Linked DNA regions of Mus musculus: all the other regions are linked to region 3. The links are chromatin loops, found by intact Hi-C in ENCODE. Cell type or tissue: gastrocnemius. All regions are shown on one strand. Each heading gives the region's core, and the rest is flanking DNA. Links, peaks and the distances in the headings are about the cores only. Region 1 holds the start of Mios (meiosis regulator for oocyte development). Region 2 has its middle 15 kb from the start of Gm35446. Region 3 holds the start of C1galt1 (core 1 synthase, glycoprotein-N-acetylgalactosamine 3-beta-galactosyltransferase, 1).

Region 1 (5,842 bases), core at 540-5,539, 360 kb after region 3:
TAAGGATCTGTGATGGCTATTTCCAGTTTTCAATTTGACTATATCTGGAATGAACTACAATTCAGAAATGGTGGACACACCTGCAACCCAGATTTGGAGGCTGGAAGACACAGGCTTTTGATCCAAATCTTGAGGCATAGTAGCCCTGAAAACCTTAGGTCCAGGCAAGGTAGTACACACCTTTAATCCCTCAAGATGGTGGCAAGCAGATCTGGGTTCAAGGCCAGCATGGGACAAAGCAAATTCTAAATCCAGGCATGGTGGTATACACCTTTAATCTGGACCATAAATTCTGCCGGAGGCCTTCATAAGGAGATTGGAAGAAGGAAGGCTTTTCTTCTCTTTCTCCTTCTTGCACTTATTTTCCAGGACATCTGTTGGAGCTTCTTCAGGATTACAGCTTATATAGAAGACCAGCTGAAACAACTAGTCTCTTGGAACTGAGCAACTACTATATTCTTAGACTTCTCATTCACAGCTGTTTATTGTTGGGTTAGTTGGACTGCAGACTGTAAGTTATCTCAATAATATAATATAATTTCCTAAGTTCTGTGACTCTAGAGAGCCCTGACTAATACAGAATCCCTACCTAGTAGTTTTGTTTTGTTTTGTTTTGTTTTTTTTAAGTAAGAAGTAAAGTCATCCATTGGTGGAGTTTTCCTCAACTATATATGGCAGGTGTTGATAAAGCCATTAAAAAAAATGAGGTTGGTCTTATGTAGGGATATGTCCTAGGTTGAACCCACCTGCAGGTTCATGTTGCAGTAATGAATCTTATGATACACCCCCTTCATTGTACTTAATGTTCTTTACATGGCAGGAATCAAAAATATAGTATGTTTCTCAAACTCATCCTTTTACCCAAATGATCAGTCACTAGCAGCAGTGCTAGAGTACCCTAGCACACAGACGCAAGCATGGACTGTAAGCCACCTGAAGGGAGTATGGATGTCTGAGCTGAAACTCCTAGTGCAGCATCACCACAACCTAGAGTCTCCAGCATTCACAGGGGCAACCGCTAAGCTTTGTTCATCTCGATTTCTGAATTAACCCCTCGGCGAACCACTTGTTTCCATACCACTGGCAATTTGAGTCTTCATCATCTTTTACTTGGCTATTCTACAATTCCAACTCTCCATGGAAAAACTGGTTATATCACTGTCCTAGTTAAAATTATCAGTGACTCCACAATTTCCTTTATGAAAAAGCCTATGCAAAGACAGTAAGCTAATTTTCAATGAATTTCTGATAGGACTTCTCAATCTCTCCTCACCTCTGGTTTATTCATATATTAGTTTCTTCCTTAATCTTGATGCATATTAAGTCCATCGGTATACATCTCAGAGTGCGGTTAGTGTCAAACTCAGATATCTTATATTTTTCCTATGCATATATATCTATTATAAACTCTAATTTATAAATTAGGTACAGTAATGGCAACAATTATATAATATAATAGTTATAAAAAATGGTGGACCCTTTATACTCTGCAATGATACTAAGATCCATGTATGCTCAAATGTTTTATCTTAGTTGGTGTTATTTGCATATAACCTACATACATTCTCTGTACCTATTTCTACATTACTTATAATAGTTACACACTATAAATGATATGTAAAGAATTCCTATACTACATTTTATAGTAAAACATGACAAGGAAAATGTACAAGTTTGATTGATATATATATATATATATATATATATATATATATATACACACACACATATGTATGGAAAGACAGACAGACATAAGAGAAAGTTATTTTCATGTAGCTAGCCTAGCTCAAACTCAGTATATTGTTGAGTCTATCTTTTAATTCTTTGATCCTTCTGCTTCAACCTCGGGAGTGTTGATATTATAGACGAACACTACCATACCCAATTTTAAAAACATTTTGATCTGTGGTGGTTGAACCTGCACAGGCAGAGCTAGAGGATCTGGAGGGCCAACAGCACTATAATAAATCATATGTGAATCTCTCTCTCTCTCTCTCTCTCTCTCTCTCTCTCTCTCTCTCTCTCTCTCTCATGCTTATAAGCATGATTTGTCAATACCTACATGTTAAGACAAAATGGAGTGATTGATGTATTGTGATGTATTGTAGTATGCTGCTACTTGGTAAGGGTCACTTGAAGGTGAGCACTGACAGACAGATCTGATGGCCCAGATTGCAGCTTGGGTACACTGTGACTATGGGTAGTTGAATGATGTTCAGGATCGGACTGAACAGGACTCAGAAAGATTTCATAACATTCTAAAATTCAAATTTAGGTGTTCTTTAATTCGAATCGTTCACCTAATATTTTCAGGCTTTGACTGGTCAGTGGTTACTGAGACTTCATAAGCAAACTCACAGGTAAATGAGAGACTTGCTTTCCCATTGCTGTATCCTGTTTCCTGACACAGTATTCAGTTCTAGAAGGCCTTTCTCTTCCAGTTGTTTCCGTCTTTAACTTTTCTGTGACCAATCCATGTTTGTCTTTCTTAGTCTAGTGATCCTCAAGGAAGTTCTTCTGATGCCCCACCCAACCTGAGGGAGGTGCTCTCCCAGGTAGCTTAAAAAAGCCATCACTCTTTTGTCCTGTTTCCTACAAGGGTCTTTTTTTTTTTTTTTTTTTTTTTTCTCATTCCTATATCCCAACACGGTGTGACTCAACAAGGCATTCATGACCTCTTTTTGGAATAACTGAAATCGAATTATGAGCCCCAAATCCTTAAGTTTTTACGAAATCGCCCATCCTCTCTGTTCAGTGGAAATTAAAATGTCTCACATATGCTAAAATGTGTGTACCACCACGACCATGGTAGCTGGCTTCAGAGAAATAATCAAATTCCATGAGAGCAGGGTTAAAGAATGGCTGGCTTGCTGGAGAGGGGTCCCGGGGCAGGGCCCACACTGGGCGGAGCGCTCGAGAGGGAGGCGGGGACTCTAGGTTGTGGCCCTGCCCACAAGAGGGCGACGGAAGGGGCTCAACTCAAGCGCGGAGCGCTCGGGAGGAAGGCGGGGTCTCCGCGCGGCGGCCCCGCCCCGGGGCGGTGCCGGGCGAGGGGAAGGCGGGGCTCGCGGCGAGGAGGTCTGCTTCGGAGGCGGCAGGGTGGTTTGGTCGGGGGCCCAGCGGGTGGCCCGGGTCACCGCCCGTGCTTCGGCGGCCATCTTGCCCGCGCCCGTCTCCCGCGGCGGGAGGGGCGGCGTACAGGCCGGAAACGTCTGTGTGGCGACAGGCCACCTCCTCAGGTCAGTGAGTGCGGCCCGGAGCGGGTGTCTGCGTGAGGCCCGGGGTGGCAGCCGCGGCCGCTTCCTCAGAGCCTCGCCGGCGGGTGGCGTTCCGCTCGATCAGTGCGATGGTCACGGCACCGGGCTGCTGGCGGGCCTCGTGTGGAGCCTTGGGGCGTCCCGCGGCCGCGTGGCGACCGTCCTCCGTGCGGCCGCGCCGGGAGTGCGGAGCCGCGTCCCCCGCCGCCCAGCGGCTCAGCCAGGTGTCTGGACCGTGGGAGTCACGATCAGATTCCTGGTTTACCCGGAATAACAACACGATGAGTTCCAGTTGTACCCAATCAAATCCTTGTTAAAGGGCCTGTCACCCCCGTGAGCTCTGTTCCCTACCGACACGAATAATGCAAATTCCTTGAGAGGAATGGCTCAGCAAACGACTGCTCTTGTTGGCTTTTTTGAATAACTATAGTTTAACGAAAATATAGATGCGCAATGTCTTGTGGAGATGGTAGTACTCCAAATTTCCTGAAACTGCTATCGTTTACTTAGCGCGGAAAGAAAGACGACAGACCATATAATTGTATGTTTTGCGTTATGACAGTGTTTTGAATGTGTGCCCAGTTGCCACGTGGGGTTAAGATGCTTTGTAAGTGTATAGACTGGATTCCCAAGATTTAATAAAAATATAAAAACTTTCGTATTTTTTACAGTGTTGTATATTTTAAATTATTTCTTATTTGATAGGTTAAATTAAAAGATATTCTAAATTTCGTTTGCTACTTCTGAAATGTGCCCGCTAGAGAATTATAAGTGGTGGTTCACTAAATTTCTTTTGGATAGTGTTACCCATGTTCTGGTGGTGACTTGTGGGGAACCATTGAAGGGAAATGAACACTGACTAAATTTGAAGGTGAGGACCTAAATTATTGCCATCTCTTAGCCCCTCCATGGATTTGGCAGTTGTCTCCAGCATCTGAAAGCATTCACTTCCAGGACTGGTTGAAAGAACTAAATAGGGACAACAACATCTGTATGAAGCAGAGAACTCAACTGTGATGAGTTGGTGTTAGAACTTTGTGTGGTGGAAATTACTTAGATGTTACCCAAGTCATAAGGGACTTGTAATCGTCTAAACTAATAAGTGCATGAAAGACTTTCTGAGCCCTTACTGGTTTTTGTTGTTGTTTGCTTGTTTTGTTTTTTGCTGTCCTCCGTATTTATATTATGTATGTTAATAAGCAAGGACCCATTTGTATAGAGTGTTAGATTTCTTAACAGGATGGTTATAGACATACTGGTTTTCTAGGGCCATCTTTGTAATGTGCAACTCTATGCAGGAGCGCCAGCCGAGCATTTAGAATGACTAGCAGTTAGAAGCTGCTATGTCACTCCTTGACATTTTCATTTTGCACTGGGCCCTGCTCCTTTCTTTAGCACTGGTCGAAGATGGAAGTTGACAGATAGGCACAAAACCAAATCATCTGTTCTTCTGTTTAGTCACATTACTTCTGCAGTTAGGAGCTGGAATCAGTAAAGCTGTATGTACATGCTTCCTGTTCAGCCAGCTTTCTCCACTCTCAGACAACTCAGGATCCCCTTGCCTACTGGAATTGTACCACCCACAATAGGTTGATCTTCCTCTACTTAATATAATCAAGGTGGGCCACATGCCAACCTGATCTACACGCTCCCTCCTTGAGGTCCTCTTGTCAGGTGCTTCTGGATTGTGATATTTATTTATTTATTTATTTAGACAGGGTTTCTCTGTGTAGCCCTGGCTGTCCTGGAACTTACTCTGTAGACCAGGCTGGCCTGGAACTCAAAAATTCGCCTGCCTCTGCCTCCCAAGTGCTGGGATTAAAGGTGTGCACCACCATGCCCAGTGGATAAGTTGGTGATTAAAAGTAACCATCGCATACTGTAGCCTTATTGTTCTTTGTTTTTGAGACTGGATTTCCTGTGTCTGAGGTCAACTCTGATTCTTGGATCCACTTCCACCTCCCAAATGCCAGGACCAAGGTGGACTTCACCACAACTAGCTTACAGTAACTCTTTTGAATTGGATTTTTCTACATGGCTTTGTTTTGTTTTACCATATATAATTTGTATTAGGAGTAAGATTGTAGAATGGAATCCTAGGCTAACGTGTGTTTATATAAGTATTGAGTTTTTCTTTTCTGTTTTTTCAGGGACATAGCAAGAATCTCAAGACATGTTTCAGAAGCTCCCTCTATTTGTGAGAATCTAGGTATGGGCACTATCCCTTACTCTAGGTGCTATCTAGTTTTCTTTGCTATGGATATGATTTTCTTCTCCCTCATTTTTTCAGTTTTCAAACTTTCGCTATTGTATGTGTCTGTTCATTAGAATGCAGCTTTGTTAGAACAGGGTTCTTATCTGCCCCTAGCTATCACTGTATTCCCATAATTGAGAACAACGTGCATACAGTGTGCTAAATAAACAGCTACAGAATAAACAATACAATGTATTAAAGCAACCCATTTTTAGGATGCTTACTTTGGATCTTCCATTTCTAGAACCAACTATAACAGTGATAGCTTTGTTCTTAGAGTTAGGTTCTGTTGCAAAAAAGACACGTTGATTCTTCAGGAGTAGGAAAAAGT
Region 2 (5,842 bases), core at 465-5,464, 120 kb after region 3:
CTCAAAAACATGACTACACAATGCCTTTCGATAAAGTAGTAGATAGCGATGACAGGGATTTTCAAGTCACAGAAGACTCCCCAAGGCTTTCAGTTTAAAGAACTCACAGCATACAGGACACAACACCCAAAATATGGCATTAAGAAAACAGCAAAAGCAAGATGGTCATGACTCAGGTTCGTCCAAAGGGTGCCCCACTCTTCCTCAAAAGGGAAGGCCGACTGAGTCAGTCCAAAATTACATCTAGCCCCAGCTTAACCTCACCTATAAGAGGATTTCTGTTGATTAGATAAAAGCTGCCTTTCCTAAAGGAACAAGTTCTCATCTGCCAAAGGGAGCCATTTCCCCTACGTCTGGCAGAGGGACACACAGCTCCATCCACATATGCCTGAAGCTGAATATCAATGCCATATTGCTTCCAGGCGCCCTCGGGCCTGCTGACAAGTACTTGCTGTACATTTCAAGGCCACACACACCCACACCCACACCCACACATTCCCCCCCCCCACACACACACATACACATGCGCATCAGTCTCTGGACTCTTCTTGTCCCACAGATACTCACCCTCCTTATAACTCAATATTTTACCATCCCAACACCTAGTCTCTCTTGTTCTCGTTGTCTCCAGCTTGTCTGACTATGCTGTCTCTTGTCTCTATTCTCTCCCACTCTCACACTTCCCTAGACCTGGCCATGTTCAGTCTACTTTAGCATCTCTACTCTAGAGCGTTCCAGATGCCTCTTGTTTGTTCTCTCTCTTATGCACAATTAAAATGTTCCCTAATAATGGAGCAGTCATGTCGGCAGTTTCCTTCCGGCAGTCCCTCGAATGCAACGTTCTTCTTCTCCTTCATAAACCATACGAAGAATTCAGGGCCAGCTCCTAACAACCTCATTTGAAGCCAAAGTAGATGGGAAAAGCTCATGAGACCTCAACTCCATACAAAGAACTATAGGCAACTGAGGAAAACTGGCAGTGACCCAGGTGGTCTTCTTCAAAGAGCACAGCAATTGGTTGTTCAGTCCCAAACGGTCAGCCATATATATGAGTAACATTGTATGTACTGAGCAGGTTATTTTTAGAAATATATGTGTATACATATACATGTATACATGCCATAACAATTTAAAGAAAAAAAGGCATGAATTTGGAGGAAAATACATAGGGCAATATGAGAGGGGTTGGAGAGAGAAAAGGCCAGAAGTAGCACAATTATATTATAATCTCAAAAAATTTTTTAAATATCTAAAAAGTAAAAAAGGATAACCTCATATGAGACATTTTCCGGAGGAAAGGCATTAAGAACACAGATGCAGAAATGCCAAACAGAATTGTCTTAGGGTTTTACTGCTGTGAACAGATACCATGACCAAGGCAACTCTTATAAGGACAACATTTAATTGGGGCTGGTTTACAAGTTCAGAAGTTCAGTCCATTATCATCAAGGTGAAAATATGGCAATATCACCCAGGCAGGCATAGTACAGGAGGAGCTGTGAGTTCTACATCTTCATCTGAAGGCTGCTAGCAGAATACTGGCTTCCAGGCAGCTAGGATGAGGGTCTTATAGCCCGTACCCACACTGACACACCTACTCCAACAGGGCCACACCTTCTTTCTAACCATACCACTCCCTAGGTCAAGCATATACAAACCATCACAGGAATTCTGCTAAGTCTTCCTGTTTATCACCCAAAACCTTTCCTATCCATTCTTCTCGGAATTCATTACAGTTTGAGAAGGCCTAAACCAAAAATCAAAACTCTGAAATTCAGCTAGGTCTAAGACATTTTGAATACTAGTATGCTATCATAGTGGAAAATTTCATCCCATAAAACCTTGTTTCATGTACAAAATTCTTTTAAATGTTTTAAATTACTTTTAGATTAATGTATAAGGCATATACTAAACATTAATTAATGCCATGCTTAGACTTATTATCTACAGGTAATTTTTTTACATTTGTAAATTCTACAACCAGAAAAATAATCTAAAATCCAAAACACTTCTAATCCCAAACATTTTAGGAAGGCATAATCCCTTTTAGAAAAGGGATACCTGGCCTGGATAAAACATATCCAAAGTTGCCTAGGTTTAGGAGAAGGGCTGTTTATTTCCTGATGAAAGTTCCCATGTCAAGTAGAACTTAAGACAAAATTTTGTGCTTTTTTCTTGTTGCTTTGTCCTTACAGGAGCTGTGGCTGTGAAGCTAGGGAAAATGGAGAAAAGCAGTCTACCTGATGCAGAATCTTGGAAGCCGTTTCATTTGTGCTTGAAATCCGCAGATAAACTGTTATAAACTGTTGTCTCCCTGTGCTTGTCCATCACTAAAGGTATCAGAGACAATCAAAACAAAAAGCTGGATGAGCCAGGGGAAGGAGGATGAGCAAGAAGAATTTCTGATTGACTTCCATGAAACACAGGACTCTAGACCTCTGACTTTCCCAACCTAACCTATCACCCACCCCCTAAGACAATCTATTCATTCACCCATTTAACTCAGACAAACTCATTGGGACACTTTAGTACACACAGGATACTGTGCTGGCTTCTGGGGATATAGAGAGCAAGACCTACAAGGCACTGGACCTTAGAAGAGGCAACCAAAACTAAACAAGCAATGTGGGACAGAGTCACTGTGGGGAAAAATGACCCTAGACAGCTCAGTCGGAGAAGGTCATGGCCCTTAATCAGAGACGTTAAGTTATGAAGAGCAGAGCAGCCATGCAAAACGCTGAAGAGGAGCCTCCAAGACTGAGGGAAGAGAAAGGGTAATTACTCTGCAGAAGGAAGGGGTCTCGTTTGTACAGTGGCAGAGATAATGAGAACAGGCATGGCGAATGAAGGGAACGGTTCAACATCTGTGTCCCACTATGCCCTGTCTTGTATGTTTAATGAGAGGTCATTGAATGTGGTTCACTACGATGGCTAAATATGTCTTCAATAAATAAAGACCACAGAGGCTGCCGCAGGAGAAAACATCCTCTGTCAAGAGTCACAGGAAGGGGGGTTGGGGGTGACTAAGGAAGACTGAGGGAGTTCTTCCACAGCTCTGTTGTGCAGCCCTCAGCAGACAGCAGCAGAATTACAGCGTTGGGAAGCAGGGTGTAATTCCTGTCTGGAACCCTTTGGCACGTTGCCAAAGAACTTGAAACTGATTTATCCTCAGTAGACTTTGTGTCTTTTCTGCTAGGTATGTGTGGCCAGCAAGCAACACCTGCAGCCATCTGGACATGCACATCGCTCCTCCTCCTGCTGCTGGCCTCTGCTGTTCAGCTCATGCTAAGAGTCTCTAGGGATAAGTCAGACAAAGATTTTGGTTTTCTGCTGGGGAGTTTTCCTCCTACGTTTCTTTGAGATGCTCCAGTCAAGCTACTACTTATTTTGACGTAACAACCGACAATCTAGATTTGCCTCAACCCCTGGCCATGTGCCCACCTGACATTTCTCTTGCTCTTGGGCTGACCAGCAGTTCTACCATATGAGAGTCTGCCGTCGCTCATCACCATTTGTGGATGGTGCTCCTGATGCACTGACATCAACTTCTTTTGACTTGGCTTCTGTCACTGAGGCACCTATGCACATTCCCAGTTGTTTTTTCACTGGGCCCCATTTTCTAGTTAGGAAGGTCTGGGGACTTCCCTGGGTGTATTTTCTGCCTACTTTTAATATGTCACTAGTTGATCCAAGATTGCTTTTGTCCCTTCTCCCAAGAGTCAGAGAGAGTTCCCTTTCCAATTAGATTCACATATTCCCTAATATTGGAGAATTCTCAAAACAGACATAAAAATGAGGTCTAGGCTGTGGCCTTTATTTCACACACGTAAAAATAATGTGTGATTACCTAAGGCTTGCAAAAGCTTCTTCAGTTCTTCATAATTACTCTTCAAATACCACTAATTGCTTCAACCTTTCATCTTGAACATGAAGCATTACTCAATGAACCACAGAAATGGATGAAGAGATTATATCTCATTGGGGGCAGCCACACTACTTATGCATCTCAAATGACAAGGTTTATGCTCTACACTCTCTGACTCCTTGCACATCTTTGTCTTGCAAATGTTGAGATAGATAACAGACACCAGACTGAGAAATGACTTCTTCACTATAACCTAAAAACTTAGACCAGCAAGGTTCTCTTGCCAATCTAAAAGTCTAATAATATAATTTAAGGAACTAGATTCAGCAGAAGTAAAAATGACAATCCTGATTTGTAAGAGGCTCCCCAGTATTGAAGGAGAGGATGGAAATTATCCCATAAGTAAGTAGGCCTCTTTTGTAGAATGCAAGAGAAAGCATGCTTTCTAGGCCCCTGGCTTCCTGTTTACCTTTCTAGAAGAGTTGAAGAAGATTGGGTTTATAGCAGTATAATTGGAGGGGGTATAAGGGAAGTAGGGACAGAAAATCAAATGAGGAACTTGAACACATAAAATGAAAACAAACCCAGGAACATCAGAGAAGCAAGCATGTACTTTTCTAAGATGAAGTGGGCTGCCTGCGTTGGGAGCTTTGTTCTCTTGGCTTCTGCAACATTGAAGAGCTGCCTATGAGAGGCACCCTAGTGCATCAAGGTAGAGTGGAAAGATCAATGGGCAAGAAGAGCTGGAAAGGGTGCCATGAGAGGACCAAGGACAATAGGTTTCTGTGTGAACTTTCCTCCAATGAAATCAAAGACCCAAGAGTAAATCAGTGTCCTGAGTGTGGATTGGTCAGCCTAGTTAAGAATGGACTAACCTAAAAATGAGCCCTACTCTAGGCAGATAGCATTGATGCACTTTTGATACAGAGGGCTAAACCTCAATTTCTTTTCCCCCATGGCAAGCCCTTGTTTCTCCTAAGACAAGCTTTCTCAAGTAACACCTCACACAAAGGAACAGATATTGTATTCCAGCGGAAAGGACAAATGCTTTGTAATCCAGGACAGGAAGCATTAGGTAGGAAACTTGCCACCTAGAGGAGGAGGGTGTGGCTGGACATCAGGGAGGCTATAACTATTACATTATCTGAGAGAAGAGCCTGGCTGAAGGCAAATCCATTGTGATGGCTGGGTTGCAGCTCCCTATGCCTTAAGTGGGCCAGGAGATTGGGGTTAAGTGAGAATGTGCTGTCCCTGGTACTTGTGCCAGTAGCTAGAGAACACTCATTAATCATGTGAATAACTTATTAAGGCCCTCAGTTCCATTCTGTGAGAGCTCATTTTCTTTCCCTAACATTGGAGTGCTACCCAGTAACCCAGTGTGAAATGACTACTGAATTAGAAGGATAGACAATAAGGAAAATTACAAATGACTTTCAGCAGTAATGGAAAGGGCAACTGGTAGTTTACAAATAATAGGTGATAGCAATTGCAAAGCAATTCTGTAGAAATTCATGCATGGAGATGTATATACATTTTAATGAAATCTGCTCTCCTAAATTGCAGTTTCCTTTTAGAGAACAGAGGACTGGGAAGGGCCCATGTTAACAGTTGAGGCAAGTGAGGACATACATGCTGAGGCTTTGCTAATCTTAGGCTATACACAGACCCCTGACTAACAATGCAATTAGCAATGTAAGATCTTTATCTGCAGGTACAATTCACTCATATCCATCTCCTAGCAATTCACCCTGCACATGTTAGCAACCTAAGACCCTCAACTTACATTGACACCACCCTGAAGAGTGGAATAAGTCTCTCCTATTAAGGGTGTTCATCTGGGAACTATATACAACTGGATGATGTGGCCTAAACTGGTTTTGAATGGAAGCAAAGTAAAGCAAACTGTCTTTGAATGAAATTGTAAAGTGAACCCTGCATTTACCATCTTATGTAAATTGGGTGTGCATTATAATTGAA
Region 3 (5,842 bases), core at 537-5,536:
TCCCGGTTTTCTGCTTCCCTAATTAATGCTGTCTCAGGTCCCGTGTGATTGGATTGGAACAGAAGTTGTGTTCCACTCAGCAGAGGTCCCGTGGAGAGTGCTCTGGGGACCTTGAGGGTGTCCACCAACTCCGTGCCCAAGGTGACCCGGTGCTGGGGCCGACCAGAAGGGGAGGAAATTTCTTCCATAGAACTTTTCTTACACTCACTGAAGAACACATGGAAGGCCATCCGTTACAAGAGTCTGAGGAAGTAAACAAATAGGATACATAGGCCCGCTGCAAATAATCAGGGCTGTGCTAGAAAGGTCCAAAAGGGTATTATTCAGACAACTAATAGCATCTGTCTTCTTATTCCAAGGAGCTTTGACATGAATTGAAATACTTTTTTGAGACATTAAATACCAGACAGACAACAATACTAGCTGGGATTCATCTATGTTTTAAATAGCACAACCTTGTCAGCTTTGAGCCCCGAATATGAAGTATATTTTCAAAAGCAATCATCTTTTCTAGTTGATAGTACTGAAAAATTAGCTGACATGAGTGTCATTTCTACCTTCAAGGAGATAACTACATGGTTATCAAAGCTAAGTTCATCAAGGAATTGTTTATATCAGTAAGGACTTGGGGTATATCCTTTCATGAGAAAAGAATATGTGTCAAATACATAATTTGTGAACTAGTATGCACTCTTGTGAGATATTTTTTATTTTAGTTTTAGAGAAATGTTTAAAAGAAAACAAGACAGAACTTTTTGATTATTACATTATTTCATCCTATATCTGTACAACTTATCTGCATTTTTGTTTGGCTTACATGCTTTGAATCTGCATATGCATGTATTGTTTTCATAAAACAGTGACTCTTTTAAAAAAAAGAACACCAAAAACCTAAGGAAGGGAGTGGTCATTTGACCAATATTGTTTCTATTTCCATTCCTTTTTGCCTGTGATTTTGCTAAATATGACTATGCCTAAACTTAGAACTTATCCTTGGGGGTGTTTCTTATCTTTGTTAAAATGATGTTATTCTTTAGTCATTATAACTCTTAATAGAGTTCGGGACTCATAGAATTCTGAGGTTGGTTTTATATTTAGAACACTTGGACTTCCAGGCAGTTTTCTTTTACATTTATGCATGGCAATTTTTTTTTTTTTGTCTGTGTGTGGTGGAGTTAAGCCTGAGCAGGAGCTGAGAAAAAGAGAAGGATGGAGCTAAGGATGTCTGGGAGAGAAGTTGGAGGGCCATGGACCAGAGAAAGGGCACTCACCTGTTCTTCTTTTCTGGCCTGTCCTATCAGTTTCTCATTCTTTCCTCAATTTTCTCATCTGAAAAGGAGACCTTTGAATTCAAATCCCTAGCTTTGTTTCAAGTTTTAAACTTCCTTTGGAAGAATTTTTTTTGAGGGGGGGGGATTTATTGGTGCCGTTCAGTAGCTTCCTAAAACTACACACAATGAATTGGTTCATCACCTAGATCCCAGCCTACTATGGTTGGAATGTGGCTTTTCTTCCCCAGACTCTGATCTCGATTATCATGTGTTAGAGGGTGAGGCTAAGTAAAAGTGTTGATTTTGTTAGGACTCTCCCCTTACTTACCGAATGAACGACGATGAACGGCTCAATTCTTTCTTGTGACTAATGGATTAATGAATGAATGGGCTATTCAGTGACTGATATAAAATCGAGTTCGGCTAGGTCTCCAATATGCTTTCTGTTTCCTGCCGTGATATCTGGCTGGTTCACGACTTAATAAACAAAAATCACCACACACAGCTCCTTGTCTACAATCATAACCAGAATATACCTGTTCTTTACAACTTAGCATCTATAATAGTAGAGGCAGAAAGTGGATTCAGATAAAGCTTAAATGTCTTATTCCAAAACCCTCACTTTTAATAGCTATGCTGTGGTGTGCTCAGAACTGCATAGTTTGAACATTTATCAAGCAGGGCACAGTGTTTCCATCCGGGGGCCTGGCCTTGCAGATGATGGTTAAGGTCTCTAGATCTTACTTCCACTCCCTGCTGCCTCACCAGGTGGCAACCCACTTCCGTTGCTGCCACAAAGATAGCTTCTTGGTACACAGGACCTTTGCCAAAGCAGAGCAGACGAGTTTGTAAAACTCTCTCTCTCTCTCTTTTTTTTTTTTTTTTTTTTTTGGTTTTTCAAGACAGGGTTTCTCTGTATAGCCCTGGCTGTCCCGGAACTCACTTATTAGACCAGGCTGGCCTCCAACTCCCGAGTGCTAGGCGTGCACCACCACTCCCCGCTGAGTTTGTAAAACTCTTAAGTATTTGCCATAGCAGAACAGAAGTAAAATGCCATTACACACATTCCTCCAAGAGGCTTTCTGTCCGTTGTCACTATATGAGTTCTCTGTTCTTCTGAGGCACACATCTGGTTACAGAGCACTCTTCATTATGCCAAATCTCTTGTTATTAAGGATAGAGGAATGCTGTGAAAGGAAAAGAGGCAAAAAAAAAGGGGGGGGGGGCTAAGATTGGGTTAGAGGTCAGCGTGACGTTGAGGTTTGTTCCACAGACAACAGTTTAAAAGGCAGTTCTTTACTTGTACTCCCTGCTAATTTCGCTTTCTGCTTTCCTGAGAGAATTAGAACACTCAACCTCACCAGAAGGGGGCTAAAAAAACCCTGAGCTCGGGGAAGCCGGGACTTCCCAGCCCACTCCGCAGGAGGGCGGGGCAAACACCCGGCGGCCAATCCCCGCATCCGCAGGTCGCGGTGTCCCCGCCCACTCTGCCCAGGCCCCGCCCTTCCCCGGGGCTGCTGCTGCTGCTGCAGCTGCTGCAGCCGGGACGTCAGCATCTCCGAGACCCCTGGGTGGCGGCTGCGCAGTAGGCGGGCCGTGGTCCAGGCCGCGCGGTCGGGAGGGGCGGAGCGAGCGGCGGGAGCGAGCGGCAGGAGCGCGCGCCGGGCCCGCCTCGGCCGCCGCCGCCGCCGCCGCCGCCGGGAGATGATCTGGGCGGCCGCGGGCGGCCCAGGCTAGCGGCCCCTGCCCGTGCTGCGGCGGGCCAGGGCAGCGAAGGTCGCGGGTGGGGGGTCGTCCTCCTCCCCGCCTCCGGGAGGGGCGAGAGGGAGCCGGGGCTGATGTCAGGGACGGCGGGCGGAGGCGCCCGAGGGCTGCGGGTCCAGGGGCTCGGCTGCCGGCGGCAGGGCGACTGAGGGTTCGGGAACGCCGCCCGGGTCCGCGTCCCCGTCCGCGCCGGCGCGGCCAAACAGGTGTCTCGGGCGGCGGGCGAGCGGCCACCCTCGCGCTCTCCGCGGCCCGGCGTGTCCGGCCCGAGGCGCCCGGGGCGGGCCAGCGCCGAGCGGTCCTGCCCGCCGCCCCGCCCCGGGCCTCCGCGCGCCCGGCGCCCGCCAGCTGTGTGCACTCAGGTGCGGGCACCTTCCGGCCGCAACAGTCCCGAGTGCCCGCCGCCGTTGGACCGTCAGCTTTGTCTGGAGCTGGTCGGTTATGGTTGGAACTTTCCCTGCCCTTCGTTGACTGAGTGAACCAGCCAGGTGTGTTGGGGGCTTGCTACGCGCAGGATTTAAAAAAAAAATGTTTTTTGTTTTTTCTTTTTCCTTTGGTAACAAAGTGTGATGGCTTTCCTAGATGTTGGCTAGTTAAACAAAGTGCTTTGACTTTAGATAGATACTCTTCTAAATTAACTAATTTAAGAGTGAGGATCGGGGATTAATGCTTTTGAGCTCTGTCCACACTTCTTACTAGTGGCGTGGGACTTAGAATATTCTAAGATCCCTTACTTCCTGGAAAAAAAATTTTTTTTTTCCAATCTAGATCTTTGTATTCACGGTATTTCCTTTTAGTACATACTGTCAAAAGATGTATTCTGAGTTAAAAAGTTACAAAGTTAGAACTTCAGTGCTTCAGACTGAGTAGGCAACGCGGAAGGGACAGAAGTTTGGTAATTTGCAGGAAGTTGAGGATAGACCACAGATAGCTCAGCCTGGTGCCAAGAAAAAAATGCTGTGCACACTACAAGTTGTTTGATTCTGGTGGAAGTTTGGATTTGGAAGTGGAAACTTGAGTTTTTAGAAGGTATTTATAAACGGTACAATTTTCCAGTTCCTTATCAGATAAATGTCAGACGAGCCTTGTGCACACGATATTGTGTGCTCTAAGCATTGTATAGCATTTCTGCCAGCTGTAGTATATATTTTTGTCCAGTTTAAATGAATATAAGGTTTGAAGTTACCAAACAGTTAACTCTTTTCACCATATGTTCAGTAAAACTGACTTAGGAAGGCAAGTATGACTCACTGAAAAGTCAGCATTAGTGGACAACTAACTTTAGTGTTTCAGATTTTCTTGAAATTTATGTTTTCCTCTATCTTTTTACTCAGGACTCAGCAGTTTACAAATGCTTTGTGGTCATTTCCCACTTAAACTCCCTCTCCCTACATTGTGCTCTTAAAAAAAAAATCAGCCTACAGTTGTGGATAACTTTAATATCAAGCAGTTTAAAAGTACATATAATGAGTTAATGTTTGGCTAATTGTATTCAAAAGTATGTGCTGTATATTGCTTGTGTGTTGATTTTGCTGAAATGAAAATTGTGTTATTCAGCTTAACTATAAACTCATGATAATATAAAGTCAAATCTTTGGTGAAAGTAGTGGTTGGAATTTTGTTGCAATTTATTTATGAATCAAATGTGAATTGAAATTGTTACCTTAATGCTCCTGTTTACCTATTACATTCAAAAGTTGGCTTTTCGGTACAGATATTTTAAAAGGACTTTGAGATTTTAACAACTAGCTTGAAATAAAAGAAAGATACATGTTTTTAATTACCAAATCTGGTGGGACTAAGGTCTTTTTAAAAATTAAAAATTTAAATTAACATGCCAAGTGGTGAGATTCATATATACGTTGGTCATTATACTTTGGTTTTATTCGCTTAAAGAAAACAAGACTTGCTGCATAAAATGTGAAGTTGGCCTTTTATCTTTCAATCCAATAAGAAACAAATGATAAAGTGTACTTAATTTTTTGCATATAATTGAAATGTCACTCCCCACCTGGTGTTGGGGGTGGGGCGGTGTAAGTCACTCAGCTGCAACTGTTTTTTTTTTTTTTTTTCCTGTTAGGTGTGAAACAGGAAGCTGTTCTTTATGAATCAGGGAGTCCCATTTGAAGGTGGAGACACCAAACAGAAACTTAAAACAAATTATCTTGCACCTGCAGTATGAAGTGTAGTAAGGGCCTGGGGAGGCAGTATTAAAGAGACTCTGGATTTGGAAATCTGACTGTTTTTACAATGAAAGCTGTCTGCTGAAGCACATCTTGACTATGGATGAATTGAAATATATAGAACTCCGTGTGGCCACTTGCATTCTTGTTTGCTATGTTAGTTTTCTGAGGCTACCAACAACGGCCCATTTGAGACGCTGGCAAAGCTGCACTGCTCCAGAGGTTCTAGAATCTACCGTTACTGCAAGCTCTGTGTCTAAGGGTGTCCTTTGCTTTCTTTTACACCACCCCAGCCTCTGCCCCTGTGATCACAAGGCATCGTCTCTGTGTAGCTCTGCAAGCAGGGAACTTGTGAGAAATGCACATTTTCAAAGTTCTCTTGACTGGGGATGGAATGCTTTGCTTTAAGGTGGGAAACAAGTGAAGTGAAAAAAAAAATATGAGGCTGCGAGTGCCAGCTGGAGGTCAGTGTAGGATGTCCAGGGAAGACCCCTGTGAAGGACATAGCAGAAACAGTGTGCAAGGAGCCGAGCCAGGGATGCCTGAGCAGGGTGTTGCAGCAGAGACCAGCAAGACCCTGGTGTGTGAAAGGAGACAGCAGAGTCTAAAGTTAAAACCCAGTGG

What was found. Hi-C counts contacts between places; a loop is a spot of excess contacts. Peaks named below come from ENCODE experiments on the same cell type or tissue, not always from the same donor. Only the 100,000 strongest peaks of a DNase experiment are listed, where the experiment ranks them.
Region 1: a loop joins it to region 3, with 2.9 times the contacts of the local background. A loop is called at or near these places in 6 of 42 quality-filtered maps.
Region 2: it touches region 3 in a loop (2.1-fold over the local background); 5 of 42 quality-filtered maps call a loop at or near these places.

Annotation. Positions count from the first base shown.
Region 1 is chr6:8,206,173-8,212,014 of GRCm38, forward strand. Mios (meiosis regulator for oocyte development) reads left to right here and starts at 3,055. Exons shown (of 12, transcript NM_145374.2): 1 at 3,055-3,239; 2 at 5,408-5,466. In gastrocnemius, for the core only: a CTCF peak has its summit at 2,959 (motif pointing right); DNase peaks (open chromatin) are centred at 3,077, 3,810 and 4,953; H3K4me3 peaks cover 1,847 bases; H3K27ac peaks cover 1,916 bases.
Region 2 is chr6:7,963,202-7,969,043 of GRCm38, forward strand. No RefSeq gene overlaps it. Among named protein-coding and RNA genes, the nearest start is that of Gm35446, 15 kb to the right of the region's middle. In gastrocnemius, for the core only: no CTCF peak of the experiment used is centred there; a DNase peak (open chromatin) is centred at 3,413.
Region 3 is chr6:7,841,872-7,847,713 of GRCm38, forward strand. It overlaps C1galt1 (core 1 synthase, glycoprotein-N-acetylgalactosamine 3-beta-galactosyltransferase, 1), which reads left to right and starts at 3,353. Exons shown (of 4, transcript NM_052993.3): 1 at 3,353-3,523. In gastrocnemius, for the core only: a CTCF peak has its summit at 2,642 (motif pointing right); DNase peaks (open chromatin) are centred at 2,210 and 2,763; H3K4me3 peaks cover 2,978 bases; H3K27ac peaks cover 2,548 bases.